Regions from separate parts of the Mus musculus genome. Here region 1 is linked to region 2. Evidence: chromatin loops called from intact Hi-C (ENCODE). Cell type or tissue: left cerebral cortex. All regions are shown on one strand. Each heading gives the region's core, and the rest is flanking DNA. Links, peaks and the distances in the headings are about the cores only. Region 1 holds the start of Ddx52 (DExD box helicase 52). Region 2 overlaps Heatr6 (HEAT repeat containing 6).

Region 1 (8,724 bases), core at 174-8,173, 160 kb after region 2:
TTCTTGTGAATGTGTACATAGCACAGTGTGTATGTGGGGTTAAGAGGACAGCCTATGGGCATCTGCTCGCTTCTTCCACCATGTGGGAGTCTAAAGAATGAAGTGGGATCATCAGGCTCGACAGCAAGTGCCTTTACGTGATTAACCATCTCACCAGCTCGATGACCTTCAACTTCCTCCTCTTTGCCTCTGTGCCAGGACTATAGCATGTGCCACTATGCCTAGTAATAGGGACTGAAGCTAGGGCTTGGCAAATCCTAAGCAGCCATCTACTAACTGCACTGCATTCCTAGCCTGCTGTGCCAAGTTCATCTTCTCTACCAAACCCATCCTAATGTGCCACAACACCCATCCATCACCTCCAAGCCCCCGGTGACAACTCCTTCTGTCCCTATAGCTTCCGCTGGGGTTCCTAGAACAAGCATGTTGGTACTCTATACCCTAGCAGGCTCTACTCCTTGAGAACAAAGATGGGCTAAGTAATCTCTGCACCCCTAGGCCGTGGTCTGTGATGGGACACTGTAAAAACAATGCTCTCCTCGCTGAAGCTTGCTGGGCGATAAGCAGGGAGTATACGAAGAAAAATATTCCAAGACACCCCTTCAGGCTATGGCGTGGTCATTCTGCTCATAACAACAAGCTGTTCCAAGCAGCCGCCACCTTGGTGTTGCACAGACGTTGTGTTCTCACTGGCTACAGTTGAGAAGCCATGTGTGTCCAACAATCACACCATACTAGTTTTTGGAGAAATTCCAGTTACACAGAACCAGGATTCAATTTCCTCTCCACTTTTATTGACGATACTTTGAAATAGTTTTGTTTTTTTCCCCCCAAGAGGAAATGCTCTCTTAATGAGTCAGCTGGACATTGTCAAGGCAAGCAATAGTGTAAGTTGGCTCCCATTTGACTTCATTCATTCCAGTCTATTAATGCAAAGCACCAACTAAAGAAATAGGTCCACTGTTAAATTCATAGAGATCTTTATGTGGTTTGTCCTATTTCATTAGATCAGTAAGACTTACAGAACTGGGGAGCTGGCTCAACTGGTAAGTTACCAGCTACACGAGCATGAGGAGTTCTATTCAGAACCAGGGAACCCATACACAAAGCAAGGTGCCATGTACCCACAACCCTAGCACCAGGGGTATGGGAGGTAGCTTAGAGTACAGTTGGATTCCTGACGCTCATTGGCTAGTAAGTCCAGCCAATTGGGGAAGCTTTGGATTCAGAAAGAGACCTTGTCTGAAAATAAATAAATAAACGTGGGACTGGAAAGATGGCTTATTGGTTACGAGCACTTACTGACTGGTCTTATGAAGGACATGGGTTCGGTTCCCAGGATTCACATAGTGGCTCAAAACCACTTATAACTCCAGTTCCAGGAGAGTCAATTCCTTCTTCTGACATTGGGGCACCAGGCACAAATATGGTGTCCATACATACATGCTAGCAAAAACACACAAACAATAAAATAAAATAATCCTAAAAATAAATGTGGAGGGTCAGAGAGTTGGCTCAGCAAGTAAACATGCTTGCCACCAAGCCTGAAAACCTGAAATCAATTCTTGTTAACTACAGGGTGGAACCAACTCCTGAAAGCTGGGTTGTGACCTCCACGCATGCTGTAGCAATGCATGATTACACATGAAATTAATATAATAAAATTTAATAAATATACAAAAGGGAAGTGCAGGTGAGGAGACACATTTGATGTCTGTCTCTGGACACACACATACATGTGCACCTACATGTGTGTATGTGCATGCATCAAAGTGCACACTCCAAAAAACTTGGATATATACCACACAGACACACTACAACACACACAGAACATTCACACACTCACACACTCACACACACATACAACACACATACACAGAGAGAGAGAGAGAGAGACTAAAAAATGACCACTTAATATGAAACAGATTTCATACTCAGCAAATGTATTTAGAGGCATGACACATTGCCTCAGCTTCAGAAATTTTAAAGTCTGTGGACCAATGTGGAGCTATAAGTGCAGCGCAATAGAAAAAAGCTACGGTAGAGGAACGTGGTCAGGTGTGATGGTACACGCCTGTGATCTCAGCACTTGGGAAGCAGACAAAGTTGGATCTCTGTAAGATTTAAACCAAGCTCCAAGTCCAAGTCCCTCCTTTTAAAGTAAAGGATATAGAGCACAAATTCAACGAGCAAGACAAATCTATTCTCTGGAAGAAGGAAAGTGAGCTGGCCATTGGTATAATGCTAAATATTTCCTAGTAAGGAAGGCCACCTACAGGGCTTTCCTCAGCTCCTGGGAGGTTAACTCTCTAGGGAACCATTAATACCATGGGGCTATAACTGGATGGGAGAGACCATAACCTCCACTGTATTAACGTGGATAAACTTTGGTCCTGCCTAAGCTAAATGCTACAAACGTCTTCACAGCCTTATCTGTTCTTCTGCATGGGTTCTCAGGATCAAAGTCAGATCATCAAGTTTGCAGGGTTGGTGTCTACCTGTTGAGCCATCTTCCTGTCTCCTCAAAATACTATTTATAGAGAGGGAGTAAATATATTTAAAAGAGTAAGATGTCCCCACTGTTAGCTGTAAGGAGGAGTCAGGGAAGAGATTTTCATGACATCTTATGCTCACTCCACATCTGCTCTCCTCGAGAATGAAAGTCTCACTAGAACTGAACTTTCCCCCTCTCCTCTCTATATCATAGATCTATCCACAAATGATATGGACATATGATGTTTGAGTCTATGCATTGTATTATTTATATTTTGATGTCTCCCAGTTTTGTTTCTCCAGCCTTCAGTCCTGAGCTTCAGACTCTTGGGTCCAAGTACCTAATTGGATGTCTTCACTTAATCAAGTAGAGATCTACATGTCTACAAACGTAACAATTCCATGATTCTCATTCTCACCAAAAGGCTGCTCTTCCTTTCTTCTTAGTTCAGTAAATGGCATGCCATCATCCCAGCTCAAACCACAATATTTAGCTACCTCTGGATCCATTTCCTCACCCTACACAAACTCCATCAGGTACATTAAACTCTATATCCAAACTGTAGCCCAAATCCATCCACATTTGAATAGCTATCAACCCAGATAAAAGCAACAGCTACTTTAGTCTCCATTTCTACTCTTATCTGTTCCATGTCCCTTCTCCAAATAACTCCAAATAATCATGTATGGCCCTTTCACGAATTCATTCATCAAACATTTATGGAAAGCAAACAGAACCAGGGATACAATCATAAAGCAAAAATAGATCTTCATGTTTGTGGACTTACATTCCAGAAGACAGGTTATACAAAACTTAAAAAGTCGAGTAGTTCAAACACAATGAGAATGAATCTAAAAATCAAATGGGATAAACTAAGATAGTTGCTCCTTCCATGAATTTTGGTTTTGCAGCATGTTTAGATTAAAACCTAAATACTTCATCATGCCCTTGTTACAGCGTTGAGACCTGGTTTGTTTGCCCCTGTAAGCTTAGCTCCAGCTACTCCAATTTTCTTTCCTTTCTTCATTTCTTCCTTCATCCCTCCCCCCACCCACCCCCTTTTCCTTCTTTCTGTGGCACTGGAGAGCAACTCAGATCGGCTTCTGTTCTAACAAGGTTTCAGATCCGTTTCCTTCTTCAGATGGGTTTTCTCTTCCCTGGAATGCTGTTCCCATGTCTTGGGAAAGTGGCCCCTTCTCAGTTCAAATTTGATTGAATTTAACCAATCTAACTAAACTAGCTTCTACCCCTTCTCAACCCATCACAGCTTTTAATTTGCCTCACGATGCTTTCCATTTTCCTCAGTTACAGTAACTGGTTAATAGTATCTCTGTCCTTTCTAAACGGTAACCGAAAATGCAGAATATTGGCGTGTTGCTCATCAAACTATCACTAAACGTCTAGCACACTCCCACGCACAAGAAGCGTCGATTTTGGATTTTGTGAACGAATTCCCAGCTCACACGTTTTCCACGCCTATCACAGCCAGGCTCCGCCTCCTGGAGCGACTTCCGCTACGGCCTGTGCGGAAGCAGTCGCGGATAGAAAGTGGTAAACGCAGGCGCCGGGAGGCCGTGGGGCCTTCTGGGTAAAGATGGATTCCTACGACCTGTTTCGCCGGCTTGGAGCCGGCGCCAAGTTCGACGTGAAGCGCTTCTCAGCAGACGCTACTCGATTCCAGGTACTTTCTGTACGCGGGGAGCCGCGTGACCGAGAAGGGGCGGGATCCGGAGATTGAGACCGCCGCCAACCGGGCAGCCGGCGCGCTGGAGACCCCGAGGCCAGGCTCCGATCACCCCCAAGCATTTCCCTCCTGGGATTTAGCTTAACCTAAGATTTACCCCAGACTTCTGAAGGACTGTTTACTGAGCCCCGGTAGACTCAGTTGAGCCTGGCACAGACATTTTGATTCCCAGGTATCTTACTTTACTCACAAAGTTGGAATCCTTTCCGAGACCCCTCTTAGAAACTAAGAAAGCACGCTTTCACTGTAAGCTACCCAAGTTTGACTTAATGTACAGATAGCTGTACTGCAGTGGAGAGTTGGGGTGTTTTGTTTTGTTTTTTCATCACTCTAACCAACCACATTTTAAGTAGCCAACCAAAAGTGTGATCCTGATATGCGGGGGGTTTCTTAAAGAAGTAGTGAGCATGAAAGGAAGTCAGTTGGGACTCACTTGTGAAACATTTTAAACATAAGCCTTACTGTAAAATACAGCCTTTGTGGAGGGTGATGTCTGTGTTTCTTCGTCCTGACTGCAGTGTTGTGGTTACATTTGAACCCTGGAGCAGGGATTTCTGGGATCAAATGCAGGGCCTGCTAGTGAATACTTCTGAGATCTTCACTAAGTTACTTGCTGGTGCCTGGATTTTTTTTTCCCCTCTTCTGTCTCACTGCTATTTACCTTGTAGGGTTGGTGTGAGGATGAAGTAATTTAATATCTAATAAATATCCTTGACGTGTAGTAAATGTATATAAATATTCATTGTTGTTGTTGATAGGATTCTGTTTGCCTAAACACACTACTTAGCTCAACAGAATCTTGTTTGAAAAGGTTAAAAAGGCGAATTACTGAACCTGCGTCCTCCGTACAGCCAGTCACGGTTGGATGGAAACAGTTCTGGCAGTAAATTTCATTTAAAACTTTTGGGGTTTTAGGTAGGAAAAAGGAAATTCGATTCCGAGTCTTTGGAGGTCCTGAAGGGACTAGACTTCTTCGGAAACAAGAAGTCCGTCTCAGATGAATGTGGAGCATTGCAAATACACCAGGAGCCCCCAAATGAGGAGAAAACACAAGGGGTCCTGTTGGAAAGGAGTAAGGAGCCCAAGAAGAAAAAGAGAAAGAAGATGACTTCAGGTTAGTATTGGCTTAATGCTCATTTTTTTTCCAGTTCCAAAACGGTGCAAGCTGGTAAGTCAGACAACACATACCTAGCAACCTTTGTTGATGCCATCTGGATTATACCTAGGTACTGGCTGTTACTTGCTACTGCAATGATGGTCATGCATAGCCTTTTGGACAGGTGTTGCTATTTCTGGAGAATAATAATCCTAATGTGGAGGTACTCTGTGAAAAAATATGTATCACTTCCTTAGAAGTTATGTCTCAGTGAAATTAAAAATTATGTCTTAATAATGCCACAGAGGAGATGGAGAGATGGCCTAGCAGTTAAAAGCACTGACTGCTGTTACCGAGCATACAGGTTGAATTCCCAGCACCCACATGGCACTTTACAATGCCTATAACTTTAGTTCCAGGGTATGGAATGCCTTCTTTTAGTTTCCCTGGTTACCTGGCATACATGTGATACTCAGACAAAACACTCATACCCATTATTTAAAAAAACAAAAAACAAAAAAAATCAATTAGAAACCTGGGCATAGTAATACTTGCCTACAGTTTCATCACTCTGAAGTTGGAGGAGGGAAGATCTGTAGTTCAAGGCCAGGCTAGACTTTGTAAAAAACAAAATATTCATTGAAGATCTTTGCTCACTACTCATAGAATTTTTTTTTTAGATTGTTCTCACATATTTGTTCTACCATACAAACATTAAAGTTGGCTAATCTAGTCATTAAGACAGTCAGGTCTACTTCTAATTGAGCCAGTGTTGACAGAAACAGGAAGAACTGCTGTTTCTATGATGTGGACAGCTCTAAGCATAGTAATTTCATTGCTATTGCACATGAAATCTTCCTCTATTACAGTAGTTTCTAGCTCGATGTTTGATGAACAAGCTGGCTGCCCTGTAGCCTGTGTATGCTCAGTCCATCTCCTGTTTGACACATACAGTTGTCTTGATGTTCAGAATTAACACAGCCAACAAAAGGAAGAGAGCAAGCCTGGGTGTTCTGTCTGCACCACGTTACAGCTCTCCTGTTCCTGGCCTTATGCCAGTTTGGCACACCTAATACTGCTGCACTTGATACCTTTGATTTTTTCAAATATAGAAGTTCCTGCTCAAGAAGACTTTGACGGTGGTATCCAGTGGACATCCTCTGTAGAAGCAAAGCTTCAAGATGAAAAAGTCAGTGGAGAGAAGAAGTTAACTTCAGGAAAGTTGGAACATCTCAGAAAGGAAAAGGTTCGAAAAATACCTTCACCTCCCAAAATGTACAGAGTTTTCACTGGACATCCCGTTTGTGAATTTATTTTGTTAAGATGGAAAGCTAATTATATTTGTTTAGGTTTTACTTTAATGCAGACTGACAGAAGCCATCTGTGCAGTGCCGGAGTGCTTGGTTACACTTATAGAAAGATCAGAGTTCAGTTCTGGTTGTTTATAGATACGTGGTGTATGTGTATAAGAAGTCCTGAGCTCCTCAAGTTTCAAGAAGAATAGTGTGCGTATAATTAAAAATTTCAAGTTTCTTGGACTGGTGAGATGACTCAGTGGTTAAGAATGCTGGCTACTCTTGCAGAGGACCCAGGTTCAGTTCCCAGTACCCATGAGGCAGCTCGCAACCGTCTGTGACTCTAGTTCCAGACATCTCTGCAGTCATCAGGCACACACGTGATGATAATACATTCATACAGACATATAGCAAAAACACTCATATACATAAATTATTTTTTAATTCCAATTTCTTAACTCCTTTTGATAAGCCTAAAATTTGGCACCCTTTCTCTTCAGTGTTGAACTTATTACGGTTTAAAAGCTTCTATTTTCCTGGGAGGGATTACAAGGCTAGGATTCTTTTTGTTGTGGCCTACATGGATCTCTTGATTCTCCTGCCTCTACCTTCCAAACCACTTTACCTATAGAGGGATAAAGTTCTTCTTCTTTTTTTTTTTTTTTTTTTTTTTGGTTTTTTTGAGACAGGGTTTCTCTGTGTAGCTATGGCTATCCTGGAACTCTGTAGACCAGGCTGGCCTTGAACTCAGAAATCCACCTGCCTCTGCCTCCCAAGTGCTGGGATTAAAGGCGTACGCCACCACTGCCCAGCTAAGGATAAGGCTACAGGATGTGAAAGAACAATGAATCTATTGTTTCCTGAACCCTTGCCACTTGGCTGGTGGAGACTGCAGCACTGTGCTTCAGTGACCCAGACACCAAAATGTGGCTGTCTGTGGACTAGCAGATGAACAAGTTGCCCAGTCAGTACCACTAAACAGCACCCTTGGCATTCAGTTTTAAGAAATACAAGGGTTGATGAGCCTGTTTTTATTTTTAAAGTATTAAAAAGCACTGGTATTTGTATGCTAAGAACCAGATTGAAAACATAATTTCAGAGCTTGCCTTCTAGAAGTTTCTATAAAGTTATATAAAAAGTGTGGCAGAAACACATTACAGTGCACACAGACAGGTGGGCCCCATCATTTGTACAGGTTTTCTAGCTGTGAATACCATGAAATGTACTCAGTGTCTGTGTTGGCTGTGGGCTTGTATTTAAGCAGAAAGCTCCTTGTGTTGCTATAGCTTATGCCAGAACTGTTACTGCTGTCGGAAAGCATCTGAGATTGTTGTTACTATTGCTGTTTGGATGTATACATGTTGGCTCTTTTGTTTCAATTTGTAGGTCAACTTCTTTCGGAACAAGCACAAGATACATGTCCAAGGAACTGATCTTCCTGACCCAATTGCTACATTTCAGCAACTTGACCAGGAATATAAAATCAATTCTAGATTGCTCCAGAATATTCTAGACGCAGGCTTCCAAGTGCCCACACCAATTCAGATGCAAGCCATTCCAGTTATGCTGCATGTGAGTGAAGATCTAGGATGCCCGTAACATTCTCCTGTATCTTCATTCCCTTCCTGGCCCCTGGAAATCCTTCCCACCTATAGTCCCCTATTAAGTCTTTCATCTGATTGAAGGCCCATCTCAAGTGTTTGCACCCCCATATAAAACCTGCTCATCACAAGTAGATGCCATCATTTCCTTTATCAGTGCCTCCTCCCCCCTTCTCTCTCTCTCTCTCTCTCTCTCTCTCTCTCTCTCTCTCTCTGTGTGTGTGTATGTGCATGTGCATGCATGCGTGTGCGCGTGCGTGGGAAGCCATGGTCCTACTGCCTTAGCCTCTCGGGTGCTGGCACTTTGGGTGTGCGCTGTACTGTGGCTGACACTTGGGTATTCTTTTTCATGAAGCATTTAAACTGTCTGAGCATGGAGACTATCTATGTTTTGTCTTTTCGTTTCTTAGTTGAGTTTGTAATGCCCAGAAGCTGCATCAGAAATACAAATGCTTTTAAAAGTTTTTATGCATAATCTAACTTGGTCTCCCTGC
Region 2 (8,724 bases), core at 219-8,218:
CTTTCCCACCCTCCCCTCACAGGTCACGAGTGGCAATCAGACACCAAGCCTGTGCATTTGATACATGGAGTTTCATTCTAGGGCAGGAGCATCCGGCAGCGTTTATTTAGAACGGGTTAGTGGCTATTTAACTTTTTCTCAAAGGGCTTCGCCACTTTGGAGAGTGGTTCCATTACTGGCCATTCTAACCCAGACAACCAAGAAACAAGGAATCAGGATCTATGTAGCCTGGGCCCAAACAACTGGAGGTCTTTTAGTCTCAGAAAGAAAAAATAAATAAATTTAGAAATTAGAATCTTATTAGAATTGTGTTTTCAAGAGTGTTTTTTAAAAAGCCTAGCACCGCCAGGCGCAGTGGCGCACTCCTTTAATCCCAGCATTTGGGAGGTAGAGGCAGGTAGATTTCTGAGTTCGAGGCCAGCCTAGTCTACAAAGTGAGTTCCAGGACAGCCAGGGCTATACAGAGAAACCCTGTCTCGAAAAAGAAAAAAAAAAAGCCCAGCACCAATCGGAGCAAAGGTCTCATGCAGTGTCTGCTGGCACAGCTGCAGCAGCTGCAGACCCCTGCAAGAGCCCCCCTTGATGAATGTGCAGCTGCTCGCCTGCACCTGCGTGCACCCCAGGGCTCCTCCCCTCCCCACAGTCCAGGATCCTGCGCCACAGCAGCACCAACTTTTGTCTAAATTTACAAATGACATTTAGGATGACATGGTCCCGTACATTAAATATGCTGTTTGGCCAGCCACCTTTTAATTTGTGTATTTTGGGTTATTCATGTAACTTAAATGGTTATTAATGTCAAACACTTGTTAAAGTAATTTCTGGCCAATCAGTTGTTTACATTTAGATTTTGTACTTTTGACCACAATCAATTTAATAAAGTTATTTCCATCCAAAGTGTAGGGTTATATAAGAAAGAAAGTACTTCACACTTATATTTGCTGTGGGATAAATTAAAAGATGCAAAGATTGGTTCTAGTGATATTTGTTTAATTGTGAGATTTAAGCTAGGCATGGTTAACATTTCTGTTATCCCAGTACCCTGTAGGCCGAGATAGAAGAGCGAGCAATGGGTAATATAGCAAAACCCAGTCTCAGAAAACTGAAGTAATGCTAGGCGTGGCAGTCCACACCTGAAATCCCTGCTCTGAGGAGTCAAGGCACGAGGGCCAGGAGTTTGTAAGTCTCTCCTTTGCTGTGTAGTTCCAGGCAAACCTGAGCTACATAAGGAGAGTCTATCTCAAACAAATGCCCAGCAGACACTGGGGAGATAGCACAGTGGGAAAGGTACTTGTGCAAGCCTGAGAACTGTAATTTGAATCACCAGAAGCTGCCAAAAAGCCAGATGGGCACTGTATGAGCAAATATAGCACGCTCTGGGTTCAGTTGAGAGACCCTGCCTCAGCGAATATAAGATGGAGAACAATGGAGACTGAATCCTGACAACCACCTCAGACACACACACACACGCACACACGAGAAATACAACAGAAACCAAAATTGTCACTTGAAGTACACAGTACACAGTTAAAGGCATGCATAGATCTTCAGGTTTTCCCCTTTGCCCCTAATTTCCTTCTTCTTTTTTTTTTTTTTTTTCTTTTCTATCATGGTGGTTCAGAAACTGCTGTGTAGACAGTGACTGGTGAACACGCACTCACACTGACTAAAGTCTTCATGTTCCAATGGTAGAGGGCTCGCCTGTCCAAAGGGGTCCGCCTACACAGTGAGGGGTCCACACAGAACATTGTGTGAGCTTGCATTCCTTCAGGGTGATTCTGAAATGGAGGGCCCAGGCATCGAGCTGACCCTGCCCTGACCCTGCATGGCTTCCACACCCTCCTCTGCATCCTCAGCTACGGCTTCTTTCACACACTTCCCTAGGCCAGAGGATCTGACAGGCTCTGGTTCTTTGAATTTTCGCCAGTTTGTATCTTGGTGAAAATACTTGCAAAACCGGATCTGATGGTTCATTTGCCGATCTGCTCCTGTCCTTTGCTTACCTTGAATAAAACCTGGCATTTCTTTGTAACCGTTGGTTTCTGGGTCTCTGATATGGATGTCAGGGTTCACCTAAAGGGGAATATACAGAAACACCTCTAGATACTATAGGTGTCCTGGTCCCCGCTTCTGACTTGAGGGACAGATTCTCACTGAGGCATTCTGGGCCTTGCTTTTCTCAGGCTGCCCGGTCAGCAGGGCTACAGCTGTAGATTCGCTATGATATAAAAAACAGCGGAAAGGCGTTGGAGTCAGAATCCTGTTCATGGCACTAAACTCGACAGTGTGTATGTGTGTGTGAACATTGTCTGTGTGCGTGTGTGTGGGAGCTGTGCATCTGTGGGTGTGTGTATGTGTGTGCACATGTGTGGGTGTGTGGTAGCTGTGCATCTGTGTGTGTGTGCCTTGGTATGCATGCATGTGTGTGTATGTGTGTCTGTCTGTGTGCATGTGTGTGGTATCTGTGCATCCATGAATGTGTGCCTGTGTGTATGTGTGTGTGCAAGTGTGTCTGTCTGTGTGCATGTGTGTGTATCTGCATCCGTGGGTGTGTGCCTGCAGAGTTCGTTCAGAGAAGGGCATCCACTGTTCTTCTCTCACTTGCTGCATTATTCCTTTGAGACTGAGTCAGTTGCTGAACCTGGAGCTTGGCTGGCTGCCAGCAAGCCCCAGTGAACTATCCTTTCTCCACTCCGAGTAGTACTGGGGTTACATGCCCGTGATCATACCCAGCTGTTTTGGTTTGGTTTGGTTTTTCGAGTCAGGGTTTCTCTGTGTAGCCCTGGCTGTCCTGGAACTCACTTTGTAGACCAGGCTGGCCTCGAACTCAGAAATCCGCCTGCCTCTGCCTCCCAAGTGCCGGGATTAAAGGCGTGTGCCACCACCGCCGGGCGTACCCAGCTGTTTTATGTGGGTGCTGGGGAGCTGAACTCAGGTCCTCAAGATCCCATAGGAAGTGTTCTTATTCACTGAGCTATCTCTCCACCACCAAATTAGATTTTTTTTTTCCATTTTACTTTTTATGTGTGTGGGTGTTCGGCCTATCTATGCCTGTGACCAGTTTTGCCGTACCTGTAGAGGCCAGAAGAGGGCATCAGATTTCTTCCCCCTGGAGCAGAAGTTACAAGGGGTTGCAAGCTGCTTTGTATGGACTAAACTTGGGTCCTCTGTAAGAGCAACAAGTGCTTTTAACCACTAAGCTATCTCTTCCTGCCTAAAGGCCTGTATTTCCCACTAACCCTCACCACTAAGTACCCATAGTCAACATCAGGAAAATAGGACTAAATATACTTTGACTTGACTAAGTTAAAACAATTCCTTGACAATGAATCACTGGTACAAAACAGGGGTTATAACTTATGCTTAGTTAACAGCAGTAGGTAATACTGGCTGTGTTTTACTTTGCAAATACTCCCCAGGCTCTCACACGCTTTATCCTAATGTATGTAAGACTCTTAGACAACCTCGTCATAGGAAAGGATATGATTTTTAAAAAAAAAAAAAAAAAAGATTTGCTTATTGCTATATGTACGTACACTGTAGCTGTCCTCGGACACACCAGAAGAGGGTGTCAGATCTCATATGGATGGTTGTGAGCCACCATGTGGTTGCTTGGATTTGAACTTGGGACCTTTGAAAGAGCAGTCAGTGCTTTTACCCACTGAGCCATCTCTCCAGCAAAATATTATTTTTACATGCTCTAACTACTTAATATTTTCATCTCATTGATTCTTTTTTTTATCCATTTAGCAAACTTTTTTAAAAAGTTGCAAGGTCTTGGATCTACAGATAGCACAGTTGAACTCCTGCAGTTTGGTATAATGGCCAGCAGGTGGAGACAGAGATCACAAAGTCATTTAGACTGGACATGAGTAGGGTGGAGTGGAGTCGGGTGGGGGTGGGTATCCAGTTCTCATTAGAAACAAGGGTGAGGAGCAGGCTTAACGTTGAAGTCACCTGGGACAACTTCAATGACTTATGGCAGTTCACAGATTCTGAGTTGAGTGGTCTGAGGTGTGTTGCCTTTGGGAGTTTTATAATAGTTGTATTACTGTTTCTACTTACAGCGACGTCTCAGACTTCAGAACACGCCACAAGGGTTGGTTAGTGTGTTGCAGAACCTTCTGGAGAATTTATGAACCCCTGATGTAGTCTTTGTCCTGGAAAATCAGTATATATCTGCCTGCTTGTGTGTGCACATGTGTGCAGATACCCGAGGCCAGAAGAGGGTCTTGGATCCCCTGAAACTGGGGAGAGCATTGGGACCTATCTGATGTGGGTGCTGGAAACCAAGCCCAGGTTCTCTGTAAGAACAGCAAATGCTCTTAACTGCTGAGCCTCCTCTCTAGCTCCATTATTTGTGTCTCTTGTTTTTTGTTTGTTTTTAGGGGGTAGGTTTTGTTTTGAGATGAGCTGTCACCAAATGCACGGGCTGGAGTTCCGTTCTCAACCGTCCTGCCTTAGCCTCCACAGTATTGGGATCACAGGTCCACACCCAGCACGTAACTCTTCAGTAGGCATTTGGATCTCTCAGCACATGAACTGAGGTTGACATGGAAGGGAAGCCCTAAGAGCTTCAGCGATTGTCCGTGGTATTCACACCATCCTTCCGTCTCCGGGATGTCCCTTGTTCCTAGGTTGCAGGCTTTTCTTCCTGGACCCTTTTCTGCTTGGCCCCATTTGCTGGGGTAGTTACCACTGGATGCTCAGTACTGGCTTGAAAACTCCCGATGGAGGGAAAACGTACTCTCCTTGCTAGCCCCATCTTTCAGAACACGCTTTACCACTCTTTTATGGTCACCTGCCTGCTTATCTGTGGCCCTCCCTGCTGGATATAAGTCACTTCCTGTCTTGTTGGCCTTTCCTCGCCTGAACAGGTCCTGGCAAGAGTCTGTTGAGTGAATTGGAAAGGAATACAACACCCCCTCGTATCGACGAGCACCGAGGCCTCGGAGGGGAGATGGTAGCCCTCATGACCAAGCTCACCAAGGGGACAGCGGGAATGGAATTCAGGTCTTGGAGGCTTCTCTATCTTATACTGTCTCCTACATGGCTTTGCTACTGTACATATGTGAAACCCAGATGTGGGGGAAATTAACATATAAAGAACGCTCTTTCCAAGCTTGGGACTTTATTTTTGCTTTTACCACATTTGAAATTCCACACATGGCTATCACTCAGATTCAAAGGTGAACGCTAAGCCAGTTCAAGCCAAGAGGCACTCCCAGATGAGGGTGGTGAGGGCTGGACCCAGGCCAGCACAAGAGGAAAGCCAGTCAGGCTGTTCTTCCTGACTAGGAAAGGGAGGAAATCACATTTGAGGAGGGAGTGGCCTAACCCAAGGCAGGGAGGTTTAGCCAAGCGGATGGCCTCTGGTGGGTTAGCTTGTGACGCTCAGCATGGTGAGCCCATAGAGAGGTCATGGGCAGTGTCGGTAGGCTTACTAGACTTGTAGGTATCCCTAAAGCAAAATAGATTTGCTTTAGGGAGCACTCAGGTAGCAGATGGAGCACGAACAGAAGGGAGGAGCTGAGGGTTCTCACTCGAGGCTTCATTGTAGTTGCTGCCCGTGTAACCTGAGCCCTGGGATATTGAAACTCCCTTCCTTGTGACTGAGGTGTTGGCCATAGAGGGTGCCCCTCAGGAGGCACAGGAGCCTCCCAGGTATGCCATGCAGAGGAGGTCAGGTAGCATGGACCGAAGAAGCTCGGCATAACTCGAGGAAAGACAATGCTGGGTGTGAATCCACAAAGCCAGGAAGAAAGCGCAGCAGGCAGTCCCTCCAAAATTTCCACACAGTCACCACATGACTCAGCAACTCCAGGTGACACCCCAAACAAATGATGTGACCAAGTACAGCAGTGCCCACAGCTGCAGCATTCGGGATAGCCCCTAACTAGCAACGGCGGCTCTGCTGGCGACCAGAGAACGGCATGATGTGTGTCTACTCGGTGGAATAATATTGGGCTGTAGAAAAGGTGAAATATCAATATACTCCATATCGTGGGTGAGCCATTAAATGCTATGCTAAGTCAAAGAAGACAGCCACGTATACTGTAGGTTTTCATTTACATGAGATGCTCAGAATAACATTTAAGTGTTTGCCTGAACAGGTGTTGGGGATAATAAGGGAAAGTACCTGAGTTGGGTTCCCAGGACCCACGTCCAATGGCTCACAGCCACCTGTCACTCCAGGGGATCCAGCGCTCTCTTCTGGTCTATGAGGGCAACTGCACTCACATGACACAAGTGTCAGGTCAGCTTGACTTCATAAGAACGGAACAGCTCTGGAACAGTAGGATTTTCATTCATTTATTCATTCATCCATTCACTGGAGAAGATATCTGGAGAATTTATCAAATATATAAGATATAATATATAAAAATCAGGCAAGTGCAGGGCAGTGGTGGTGCATGCCTTTAATTCCAGCACTTAGGAGACAAAGACAGGCAGATTTCTGAGTTCAAAGCCAGCCTGGTCTACAGAGTGAGTTTCAGGACAGCCAGGGCTACACAGAGAAACCCTGTCTCAAAAATAAAAAAGAAAAAGAAAAGAAAAGAAAAAGAATCAAGCAGAAGAAAATATCAGGGAACAAGGAAAAAAAAAGTCCTGCAGATATCACACTTGATCAGGACGGTAAGCTAATACCGTCAGTGACCTGGGGTCTCGGGGGCCAGAGGCAAGGAAAAACAGATCATGGCCGGACAGAAAGCTCTGGGCAGATTATAGTTTGGCACGAGGTGTGAAGGAAGTTCTCCCTGGGAAGACAACCTTTGAGCAGAGGCAGGCGGGGGTGACCCTTGGGGTGACCACAGAGCTGTACAGCAGGTGGCACGTAGGACACACAGGCTATCTTAGAGGGGCAGGAGGTAACAGAGCAGAACAGCAGGTGGAAACAGGAGGAGGCTGAGCGTGGTAACTGGGATGTGGGGCCTTCCTGGCCTTGTCCCCCCACCATAAAGAGGAGGGGTTTAGGAACCATGGGTGGGGAGGGCTGTGAGCAGAGCTTTGCCCTGACCTTATGGAAGGGCCCCTCTAAGTCAAGGTTTTCAACCATGGCACTGTTAATTCCTCGGGCAGGCTGGTTCCTTGTAGGTGCACTGTGGGATGTTTGTCAACATCTCAAACCCCTTACTTAACCAGACGCCAGGAAGAATCCCCCTAACTATGACAACCCAACATATCTCATGCTTTGGAAAATGTGCCCTGGAGGGCTAAGAAGCCCAAAGTGGAGAAGCATCGCTCTTCTCTGAGCCTTAGCTTGTAGGGGGCATGGGTTCAGGGAGCTCTGGTCTGAAAGGCTGGATTTGGGGGTGGTCGTGACACCTGTAGGATAACATGTCTCTCGTGCAGTGAGACAACCTTCCACCCTGGAATGAATGTAAAGAAAAAAAAAAAAAAAAGCAACACCCTTGGTTACGCTTAATGCTTTGAACAAGAACGGTATGTAAGGTGCCAGAGAAGGTACCAGAAGAATCTCTTGAGCTTTTGGCCCTGCCTCACAAGCATGGCAAGGCAAGAGTATAGAAAAGGGGAGTGGTAAGGGGCTGGAGACAAGGGAACGCGAGCCCCAGTCATCTGGGAGGGGCTCATCGATTCTTGATGCATTTCCTGAGTATCTTCTATACATGAGGCAGTTTCGCTAGCATCGTGTCATCTGAGAACAATACTTAACAGTGAGGCAAATGTTATCCTTCCTGTTTTGTGACTCACAGATTACGAAACTTCTGAGTAACATGCTCAGATCACGGTCGGGACGCATGCGCCTTCCTGTCAATGCCCGATGCTGGCTCCCTGAAGCGTCTAAGTGAAGCTTATGCTAGCTAGCATTGAAGGCAGCGCAGGTTCAAGTGGGGCTGGGAAGCAGAGCAGATGACACAGCTGCTTGCTGCTTGAATGGAGCTTGGATGGGGAGTAAATTACAGGGATTTGGGGCAGGGCTATTTCTTAAAGCATAGAGCTTGTTAATATCAGTTTTGCTTAGGGGAGGGAGAGCTTAAAAGTACGCTTGCACAGGTCAGAGGACAATGTATAGAGGATAGCTCTCTCCCACCTTGTGAATCCCAGGGATCTAACTTAGGTCATCAGGCTTGGCACAGTTTACCCACAAACTTTTCCAAACATCTCTCTCTCTCTCTCTCTCTCTCTCTCTCTCTCTCTCTCTCTCTCTCACACACACACACACACACACACACACACACACACACTGTCTCTCCCTGTGTCTGTTTCGCTCTCTCTGCTCTCTCTGCCTCTCTCTTTCTCTCTCTCTCTCTCTCTCTCTCTCACACACACACACTCTGTCTCTCCCTGTGTCTCTGTTTCGCTCTCTCTGCTCTCTCTGCCTCTCTCTCTCTCTCTCTCTCTCTCTCTCTCTCTCTCTCTCTTTCTCCCCCCCCCCCTTGGTGTCCTATGTAATAGTGCTCTCTGTAACACAGGGCAGGCATGATGCTTGGGGTCTGATATGCTAAGTAGACTGCAGGTAGCATAGTGGGCACCACCTTTTTCCCCAAGCCAGGAAGCTTTTCCAAACCTTCCCTCAATCAGCTGACCCAGAATCATCTTGGGCCATGACAGGTGCTTTTCCAGAAGTCTCTCTTGACCCCTTTAGATAAAGGGAAAGTCTCCCAGAATGTGCCTGATGACAGACACTCTCCAAGCTGTAACAGGAGACAGGATAGGACTTCTGAGAAGGTTGGTTTTGTGTTGTTGCGTTGTTTTGCTTTG

What was found. A loop is a pair of places that touch in the nucleus more often than their neighbours do. Peaks named below come from ENCODE experiments on the same cell type or tissue, not always from the same donor. Only the 100,000 strongest peaks of a DNase experiment are listed, where the experiment ranks them.
Region 1: it touches region 2 in a loop (4-fold over the local background); 19 of 42 quality-filtered maps call a loop at or near these places.

What each region holds. Positions count from the first base shown.
Region 1 is chr11:83,938,090-83,946,813 of GRCm38, forward strand. It overlaps Ddx52 (DExD box helicase 52), which reads left to right and starts at 4,001. Exons shown (of 15, transcript NM_030096.2): 1 at 4,001-4,175; 2 at 5,154-5,352; 3 at 6,447-6,580; 4 at 8,016-8,201. The coding sequence starts at 4,089. In left cerebral cortex, for the core only: no CTCF peak of the experiment used is centred there; a DNase peak (open chromatin) is centred at 4,020; H3K4me3 peaks cover 1,514 bases; H3K27ac peaks cover 733 bases.
Region 2 is chr11:83,781,723-83,790,446 of GRCm38, forward strand. It overlaps Heatr6 (HEAT repeat containing 6), which reads left to right. Exons shown (of 20, transcript NM_145432.3): 20 at 1-2,032. Among named protein-coding and RNA genes, the nearest start is that of Gm38934, 25 kb to the right of the region's middle. In left cerebral cortex, for the core only: CTCF peaks have their summits at 3,088 (motif pointing right), 3,823 (motif pointing right) and 6,230 (motif pointing left); DNase peaks (open chromatin) are centred at 2,318, 3,089, 3,833 and 7,756.